Regions from separate parts of the Homo sapiens genome. Here region 2 is linked to region 1. Evidence: chromatin contacts called from ENCODE Hi-C data. All regions are on one chromosome and are shown on one strand. The core of a region is the stretch at or near the end of the contact, and the rest is flanking DNA. Distances in the headings are between cores, read along the strand shown.

What was found. Hi-C counts contacts between places; a loop is a spot of excess contacts on that map. Pooled maps may share reads with other maps.
Region 2: a loop to region 1 is called in a pooled map, with 14 times the contacts of the local background. The contact joins the promoter of RASL11B here to the promoter of NOA1 in region 1. A Hi-C loop is called at or near these places in 6 of 50 pooled maps.

What each region holds. Positions count from the first base shown.
Region 1 is chr4:56,975,616-56,980,456 of GRCh38, forward strand. It overlaps NOA1 (nitric oxide associated 1), which reads right to left and starts at 1,991. Exons shown (of 7, transcript NM_032313.4): 1 at 827-1,991. The coding sequence starts at 1,970. It overlaps POLR2B (RNA polymerase II subunit B), which reads left to right and starts at 3,281. Exons shown (of 25, transcript NM_000938.3): 1 at 3,281-3,389. The coding sequence starts at 3,371. RefSeq lists enhancers at 1,224-1,283, 1,664-1,733, 3,555-3,654 and a silencer at 1,484-1,563.
Region 2 is chr4:52,860,479-52,865,319 of GRCh38, forward strand. It overlaps RASL11B (RAS like family 11 member B), which reads left to right and starts at 1,839. Exons shown (of 4, transcript NM_023940.3): 1 at 1,839-2,171; 2 at 2,790-2,846; 3 at 4,000-4,076. The coding sequence starts at 2,030. It overlaps LOC124900700 (a long non-coding RNA gene), which reads right to left and starts at 1,727. Exons shown (of 2, transcript XR_007058115.1): 1 at 1,606-1,727; 2 at 671-1,253. RefSeq lists silencers at 1,403-1,892, 1,864-2,158.

The DNA of each region.
Region 1 (4,841 bases), core at 741-3,240:
ACCTGTAATCCCAGCACTTTGGGATGCTGAGGCGGGCGGATCACGAGGTCAGGGGTTTGAGACCAGCCTGACCAACATAGTGAAACCCCGTCTCTACTAAAAATATAAAAATTAGCTGGGCATAGTGGCGTGCGCCTGTAATCCCAGCTACTCAGGAGGCTGAGGGAGGAGAATCACTGGAACCCGGGAGGCGGAGGTTACAGTGAGCCACTGCACTCTAGCCTGGGCAACAGAGCAAGACAAGACTCCGTCTCAAAAAACAAAACAAAACAAACACAAAAATTAGCTTGGTGTGGTGGCGCATGCCTCGAATCCCAGCTACTAGGGAGGCTGAGGCAGGAGAATCACTTGAACCCGGGAGGCGGAGGTTGCAGTGAGCCGAGATCACGCCACTGCACTCCAGCCTGGGCGACAGAGTGAGACTCTGTCTCCAAAACAAAACAAACAAACAAAACACAAAGTTCATTAGGTTCAGACAGTAAAAAGGACGCACACTTTCTGGAACAATATACAAAGAAGTTACAAAGCAAATCTCCAGAACAGGAACTTTGCTTTGTTCCCTGGTCTATCTCCAGTGCTTAGTGACTGGGAACAGAGACGTGCTCCATAAACACTTCCATTGAAAATTACTACAACACATCCTCAATTTTCCCTAGCAGTAAGCTGACACAGAAGAGAGGTGTGACCAGAGTGGGGAGAGAATTTGTAAAGGGAAGGGTACAGGCAGCCCGCAGTGGACATTAAGGGAGGATGTACTCGGTGCCTCGGCCAGGACCAGACGTCCACCTTGCCAGGAAACGAAGAGGGCGAGCCTCCTAAAACTCACCTGGCCAAGGGGAGATGGTGGCTCTGTCGATGGCCTCGGAGCCCTTGGCAGTGCAGTAATCGGACTCCAGGAGCGTGTTAAAGAGAGTGGATTTGCCGGCGTTGGTGGCGCCCACTAAGTAGACGTCCCCACGGTAGCGCCAGGAGCGCTGAAGGGCAGAGATCAACTCTTCCACTCCATAGCCGGTCTTGGCGCTGATCAGCCGCACGTCCCTGACCACTGTGCGGGACCAGTTCGGCGGATTCGGATTCTCCCCGTCCTGTGGCTCGTCCTTGACGGGGCGCTGTGGCCCTTGGTGGCCAGGGGCCAGCAGGAGCCCGGCGCGGGCACAGTCCTCCCACAGTCGCTCCCGCAGCCTCTGCCGGTAGCCAGGAGCATCCTGGGGCAGGAGGTCCACTTTGTTTCCCAGCACGATCAGCTGCTTGGGGCCCACCAGCGCGGGCAAGTCGGGCAGCAGGGCGTCGGGCAGGTCCAGCAGGTCCACCATGTAGAGCACCAGGGAGGGGCCGGGCCGCCGCAACGCGGCGCTCACCAGCTCCAGGTACTGCTCGCGGCTCACCTGCAGGCGTAGAGCGCGCCGGTGGTGCGACAGCAGCCAGCAGCGCTGGCACACGGTCCGTGCCAGCCCGCCGTCTGCCTCCGCCGTGCGGAGGAACTTCTCTCGGGGCAGGTAGCCGGGCACTCCGGCGTCCTGGCAGTGCAGCTCTGCCCCACAGCCCGAGCAGTTCACGCCGCTGGGCGGCAATGCCGGGTCCGGGTGCCCCACGACCGGGTGCTCCCGGGACCTGGCCCGTAGGTTTTGCTGTCGCCGCTCCTCCCGCCGCTGCTGCCTCTGTCGCTCCTCCTCCTCCTGCTGTTGCTGGAGCTCCTGCAGCTGCTTTTCGCGGGTGGGTTGCGGCTCCGGATCCAGGATGTACTCCGGGAACAGAAAACGCTCCTGCATGTCACCACCTTCTCCAAAGCCCTCCGTGTCCACGGGGTCATAAGGAAGCTCGCGTCCCAGACTCGATGAGTGCTGGAAGGAGGAGGCGGCAGCGCACCTCCTCTCCAGGAGCGGCTCCCGGAGGCCATGGCGCGCTGCCGTGGGAGCGGATCCACGAAGGAAAAGGCTCAGCAGCCTGAACGGTAGGCGAGCGGGCAGCATGAGGAAGTAGCTCCAAAGGGGCGGAGCCACCAGCGCGCACGCGCACTAGGGTCCGAGGCGCGCATTTGACCCGAGACGAAAGCGCGTGGGTACTTGGGAGCTGTCCTGGTTGGTTTTGCGTCTAATCCCGTCAGTTCTCGCGATTTAAGCTCTGAGACTGAGAACCTACTTAAAGCTATGGCAAAGGCACTGGAGGATTGAGCTAGGTGGGCAGAAAAGAGCAGTGAGTGTTTTGGGTTTTTTCACTTTCAGGCTTAACGCCTCACTGCTAGCACAAGCCGCCCTTAATAAATCACACTTAAAAAGGAGCTTCCGGGGTCGGGCGCGGTGGCTCACGCCTGTAATCCCAGCAATTTGGGAGGCCGAGGCGGGCGGATCATGAGGTCAGGAGATCGAGACCATCCTGGCTTACACGGTGAAACCCCCATCTCTGCTAAAAATACAAAAAATTAGCCAGGCGTGGTGGCGGGCGCCTGTAGTCCCAGCTACTCGGGAGGCTGAGGCAGGAGAATGGCTTGAACGCGGGAGGCGGAGGTTGCAGTGAGCCGAGATCGCGCCACTGCACTCCAGCCTGGGCGACAGAGCGAGCCTGTCTCAAAAAAACAAAACAAAACAAAAACAGAAAGGAGCTTCCGGCCGGGCGCGTGGCTCACGCCTGTAATCCCAGCACTTTGGGAGGCCGAGGCGGGTGGATCACCTGAGGTCAGCAGTTCGAGACCAGCCTGGCCAACGTGGTGAAACCCCGTCTCTACTAAAAATACAAAAATTACCCGGGCGTGGTGACCCTTGCCTGTAATCCCAGCTATTTGGGAGGCCGAGGCAGGAGAATCGCTTGAACCCGGGAGACGGAGGTTGCAGTGAGCCGAGATCGCTCCACTGCACTCCAGCCTGGGCGACAGAGCGAGACTCCATTTCAAAAAATAATAAATAAATAAAAATAAAAAATAGCTTCGTGTTTTGGTCCTTATAAAGGCAAATAAATTGAGCATCCCAATGTTGCGGATTCACAGGACGAACACTTTTTAATAATAAGTATACCTGGTTTTGTTTTCAGGTGTCGTTATTTGTGCAACAACATTGAAAAACAAGCAGAAATAAAACATTGACGGAACGGATACGACCGCAGATTGCGGGAGCTGTCCTCTCAATCAGCCCGGCAGCGGCGGCCCACAATTTACGCGTGTGCAACCCTAACCCCGGCCCAAGCTTGACCTACAATTTGCGCAGGCGCAGATCCTAACTTTGGCGTCCCTGTGGGCGGCCTTTGGTGTGAGACGCGTGGTATTCTGGGAACGTCGGAGACGGAAGTTACTTCGTCTTTAGCTCCTGGCGCTGCTGGCTTCTGGGCGGTTTTTGTCTTTTGATTTCAAGAGTTAGGAGCTCGAGAACCGTTTGGCAATATGTACGACGCGGATGAGGGTAGGTGAACGCTCAAAACACACGCCGTGGCGGTCCATTTAAGCAGGAAAGCGTTGGGAACTGATTGGATTGAGGATTTGGGGCCTTCCCATGCGCCGGCTGCACAGTCCCCAGCCTTGTTCCCACACTTACCAGGCCGGGAACGAAACTGGGGTAGGGAGAGGCGGAGGGTGCAGGGAACATAGTGTTAATGTTCCAGGTTACGTTCACTGCTGCTCTCTGCACTTTCTCGTTCCGTTAGATCTGATCCTCGTTTCCTGTGGTGAAGTAGCGTGCAGAATCGTAAGATAAATTACGTTTTGAATTTGAAGCAAAGGGCACCCTTTAAAAATTTTCCTTAAAGCCACAGTCGACTTAACGAATAGCTCAATTGTTGAGTGTCAGCCTGTGTCAGGCAGTGTGGAAGGTCCTGGAAATATTCCGGGACAGAGAATATCGGGGGGTGGGGGTGGCGGGGGGGACTCGGTTTAGTCTGACATTTCTTCATACTGTTTGTAAGTCAAAGTAAATTGTCTTAAAGGATGACTTTTAACTTCCTCTTCTCACAATGTCACAGTTCTCAGATGATATGTATTCTGCTGCACTGGGCCAATGTATAATACCTGTTTGTTTGCGCATATGGAATTCTTAGTAGTGGCCGAGCGCGGTGGCTCCCGTCAGCACTTTGGGAGGCCGAGATGTGCAGATCGCTTGAGACCAACCTGACAAACATGGGGAAATCCTGTATCTACTAAAAATACAAAAATTAGCCTAGTGTGATGGCGTGCGCCTGTAATCCCAGCTACTCGGGAGGCTGAGGCCGGACGATCGCTTGAGCCCAGGAGGCGGAGTTTGCAGTGAGCTGAGATCGCACCACTACACCACAGCCTGAGTGACAGAGTTAGACTGTCTCAAAAAAAAAAAAAAAAAATTCTTAGTTGAGTCTAGTGTATTTTCGTAGCCGCCTTTTCCATTCTCCATATCTGCTAATTCAAACCTTATTTTCTTATAGCTCTCAATTCCTTGGCCACCCCCTACATCTCCTCTCTCTATTCCCTCAGGTACTTCTGATAAATCAGATGGAAAAAATTGAAGCAAAAGCTTAATTTTTTTTTTTTTTTTTTAAGAGATGGGGTCTGGCCATGTTGCCCAGGCTGGTCTCAAACTCCTGAGGTCAAACCATCTGCCTGTCTCGGCCTCCCAAAGTGCTGGGATTACAAGCATGAGCCAATGTGCCCAGCCAAAAGCTTAAACTTTTAAAGCTGTTTAAACTTCTGTCTCATTTATATCTTGTGTTGTAGAAATTTATTAGCATCATTATATTCCTTGTTCTTTTTTAACTACTATCTCAGTAGAAGAAAAATTCGAAAAAAAAGATTTTTAAAGCATAATTTTTGGCTGGGTAATATATTCTCATAGCTCACAAGCCAGAAAATTTAAAAATGTTAAAGTGGGGTGGCTGGTGCAGTGGCT
Region 2 (4,841 bases), core at 589-3,088, 4.1 Mb before region 1:
CTAAAATAAGAACACCAAATCAAGCCTTTGCGTTGCAGACAGAAAAATCACGGGTTTTGTATGGGCTTATGGTAATGAAAATCAAGCCCAAGAAACTAAATGATTCAAAGCAAAATTCCCCTTGACAGCTTTTGTCATGTCTCTGTGTGTGTGTGTGTGTGTGTGTGTGTGTGTGTATGTTAAACTAGTACTTTAGCCTACATCATTATTTTACCATGTAAGCATGATAGAATAGCAGGCTTTTTGGAGGGGAAAGATTTTAAAAGTACATGGTTACCTGTAATTACAGTCTTGCAAAGTTTGATTTTATAGAAGTGACATTCAAGTCTGATTTAAACCATGCAGAAAGACATGGTGCATATTGGAAATGCTTTTTCTTTCTGACTCAAATGGCTGTTTCGTTCTAGTGATCTCCCTAGAAGTCAGCCTTTTATTATGTTTATTGTAAGGTTGTGTGTCTTTCTAATTACGTGGCCCATCCTAGAAAACTTGCTACCTTGAGATTACCTTTCTATTTCTCCTTGCATTCCTGCAAACACCTAAACCTCTGTAGACAAGAGGTTCATCTCAGAGTCTGAACTGGCTGAGGATCATAAAATTCTGTCAAATACCTGGTCAATTAAGTTCTGGCTGGAAGAGGGGGTCAAATTAGATGACTGACATGTGCGGATAAGGGCACTGGTTTATTTCACATTTTAGCCTTTAATGTGGGTGGGTACACAAAGCCACAGAGTTTGTTGCCATACCCCAACATAAAAGCCTCTGGGACAAGGTTGAAAGGGTAGCGGGGAGAGGGCCTTGGATAGCGGATGGGGTGGTTAACCCGCGACTCTGGTGACATTTTGCCATCAGCCGCTGGTGACATCTTGCCATCAGCTGCAGCTACAGAATGTTGCTCGCAGGAGGAATTTGGCCTGCCGTTGAAGATGTGTTTCTCAGATGAGACTGTAAGGGGCCGGAGCTTGGGATTTTAGGAGTGCAGGGCCCACCTCTTCCTTGGTATCAAGCCACTTAACTAAACTCTTGCGGTGTCTTATGACCAGGGACGAAGTGCGGGGCCCCTTCAGACGTCGCAGCTGGAGTAACTGTTTTCTTTCCATTTCACAGCTCTTGAAGGAGGTGTGACTGAGTGAGGCGCTGGAAAGCTTGTTCTATAATTACTTCTTGATCCGCTTCTAGGCGTGCTGTGCATGCGTCCGACCATGTGTGTTTGCGTTAGCTTGCGCCGTCGACAAGAGCCAGAGAACGTGGGTCTAGGATAAAACGTGGATGATATTTTTGCTTCAAATGTCACATTTTACGGGGGTCTAAAGGTCTTAGGCTGGAGTCTTTGCGGATGATTGCCAACTGTAGCTGAATCTATGAGCTGGGATGTACCCAAGCCAGTGCAATCGCTCCAAATCAGGGCGGGCGGCACTAAGCCGGGGAGCAAACACCGCTCCCGGCCCGCCCAGAGCAGACGCCCTAGGTTGGGGCTGCAGCGAGTGCGCGCGTGGGCTGTGGAGCCGGCGGAGGCAGCGGTCCGGAATGGCTCTGTGGAGGCTGCGCTCTCTTCCTGGCCCCGCAGCCACAGCAGCTGCCCCATGCTCGCGCGGCAGGACCTACCAGGCGCCCACCCTGGGCTGCGCCGCCTCGGACCACCCGCTGCTCCCCTCCGCCCGCTGCCTCTTCTCCCCGCGCCTCACGGGGCTCCGCACTGACTCCAGGCGCCTCCGGGGGCGTCGCGCGCGCGGAGCGGCGCCGGGGGCGGGGCCTCGTGTAGGGCGCCCCGGGATTGGCTGTGGGGAGAGGGGGCGGGGCCGGCCGCGGAGAAAACAGCCGGCGCGCCGCGCGAGTGCAGTCTGGGTCTGGAGCCTGAGCCCTGCGGAACCTCGGCGCTCGGCCCCACCCCGCCCGTACCTGCACTTATTTATTGTTGTTATTTCTTACCGCGGAGCCCCGCAGTCGGGTCCTCCCGCCCGCTCCCGCGCAGCGCTAGCATTCTCCAGTCCCTCAGTCCCTTCCCGCGCGGTGCGCCGCAGCCGAGGCGATGCGCCTCATTCAGAACATGTGCACCATCGCCGAGTACCCCGCGCCGGGCAACGCCGCGGCCTCCGACTGCTGTGTGGGCGCCGCCGGCCGCCGCCTGGTCAAGATCGCCGTGGTGGGCGCCAGCGGCGTGGGCAAGACCGGTGAGTCGTCGCGCTTAGCCCTGGGTCTGGTCTTGGACGACCCCTGACGGGAGTTGAGGCTGAACAAGGCGTGGGGAGCGGTGGGAGCTGCAGCCCGACCGCTCTCCGTCCCCGCGCAGGGAGCCGCTGCCCCTTGGGAGTGGGCTTAGCCGTTGTCTACGCCACCCGCCTGCTTCCACAGACGGGGGAAACAAGGATCAAGAATGGCCAGGCAGCTTTCTGGGGACCACCGGCACCGCCGCCATCAGAACTTTGGGGTGTTTGAGCCTCTGGCAATGCCTGGCACAGAAAGGGGAGTTAGTGAAGCTAGCCCCCCTGGGAGGTCTTGAAGGTTAGGAAGACATGGGTCTACTGGAAGGCTTAGGTGTGGCTCAGCCGGGCTCAGAGGAGGGGGTGGGCCCAGTGAGCCTTCCAGCTGCACAGAGCCATAATTCACGATGCCTTCTAGCCCCCTCCTTTTTGTCTGGAAAGAAGGGTCAAGGAGCTACAGGGTAGGAATTTCACTTGGTGGCCATCTATGGCTTTCTTTGGGAGAACTGTTTTCCAGGCAGGGGGTGGGGTGGAGAACAATCTAACTTCCAAGGTTAACACTTTGACGTTCTTTTTTCTGACGTGCAGCACTGGTGGTCCGGTTCCTCACCAAACGATTCATCGGTGACTATGAAAGAAATGCAGGTGAGACAATGCATTTGAGAAAAATTCTGTCCCATTGCAGGAGGACTGCGGTTCCCATTTTCCAGCGCTTCCCAGGGAGGTTCTTTCAGTGACAGTCCGAGCCTGAGGATCCCGCCACTTAAAACTTTCCCCAGTCCCCAGCCCTCCATGGCGCCCCCCTCCCATAACTACCATCTGGCCTCATTCCATTCCAAGCCCATTCATCATTTTATCAAGTGCCTGAAAGTATTCCCCTTGGTATGTTTTAACTATAGTGACCCCAGTTGGAAGCACCCTTTGTAGTCAAGAACCTCTCCCTTCAAAACACTCCTGCAAAAGTCGTAAAAAAAAAAAAAAGGAGTCCCTAGCTCCTTCCCCCACCCCTCTCCTTCTCTGCTGGCTGCCTTTCAGAGGTGACCTTTTAAAGCAAAGGCCAAAGGAGAGCAGTTGTAAACCTAAAGTTCCTCCTTCTTAACAAAGACAAACAACTGGATGGTAGAATTTTAGGAGGAGAATTCCCGAATAAATGAGAGGACACATTTTTCAATCCTTATGATTAAGAATAGCCACTGGGGAGGCTTAAGAGCTTTCTGCCTATGCTCTGTTAGCAAATTGCTTAACTCTGTAGACCATATGAGTACCTATAGGGGATTATTTGAAATGAGCTGTATAAGCTATCCCAAGATAAGACATGGCAGCCTTCTGATTTGATGTAGAGTTGATTATAATTATATCACATTTTTATTCCAACTGATAACATTGGCTGTGTGTTTACTAACAGTATTTGTCTAGCAAGCCATTATATCTAACGGCCAAAATACAAAGTTACAGTCAAAGAATGAATCAAGTACTCAAGAAAACAGAAACCTCACATAGGCTGAGCAAGATAATTTGCATCAAGGGAGTACTCTAAAAATGGAAACTTTGTTTAAAACTAGATAAATAAGTTTTCAAAAACTTGCAAACTTTGCCCTGGTTTTAATAAATCTAACATAGGGTTAAAATTGCTGTTGTTTTTTAAAAAAAATCTGAAGTAAGCCCACCAAATAGAAATAAACTATCGCTGTTTTGTGTGCATTTATGCATTGTGCATTTTTTTTCTAGCTTAAAACTCACAATGTTTTAAAAGTTGTACAAGAAGGAAGAACATAATCTCTTTTATTTGCCTTCATAGGTAATCTCTATACTAGACAAGTTCAGATAGAAGGTGAAACCCTGGCTCTTCAGGTTCAAGACACTCCAGGTATTCAGGTGAGAAGCTCTGAGACTCTGGGTGAAAGGGGAACCTACTTGGCTGTGGAATCACTCACTTCTTCTCAAAGTTCCTCATGCTGCAGGATCAGAGAAATTTGGGGAGTCACATCTAGACTTTTACATGTCTGACAATTCAATTGTATCTGGCTGTTGGTCGATCTTAGCATGGTTTAGTTTGGGAGATTTGGCTAGGGGGCAGAAATCTTCCTTTAGAAGGATTCAACACAGCCGGAAAGCCCAAACCGAATGCAGTTGGAATTGGTGTTTTCCTTGCTGTGGTTTAAAAGTCCAGTTTTAATATGTGTGTCTTTGGCATGAAAAACCAAGCTTCTGGGTATAGTCTGCAAATACTTGGAATCGCTTTTGTACTGGAAAGTTGCTCTATAGACAAAAGCGCCATGCTAGGGTTTTTCCCCCCGCCTCCTGAACTGGGCAGTTATCCAGGTTTAAATGCTTCCAGCTCCTATCTTTACTTCCCCAGACTTACTGTCTAGCCAGTTAATTTCCCATTTTGTGCAACTACAAAGTCGCTCTGCATGGAGTTCTCTGCAGGTCAATTTTCCACTTGAGTGTGGTAAGCTGCACTGTTATTTATTCCCACTCTGTGCAGCTGGATCAACATATTGTCAAGAAAGCTGAAGTGTGTGGGATATAAGTTGTTTATGGCCCTCAACCTGGCACTACTATGAAGGGCTCTTTTGAATTTGAAATCTACCCAAGCCCAGGCTCTTTGTACAACTGGCCAGCATTCACCTTGCCATC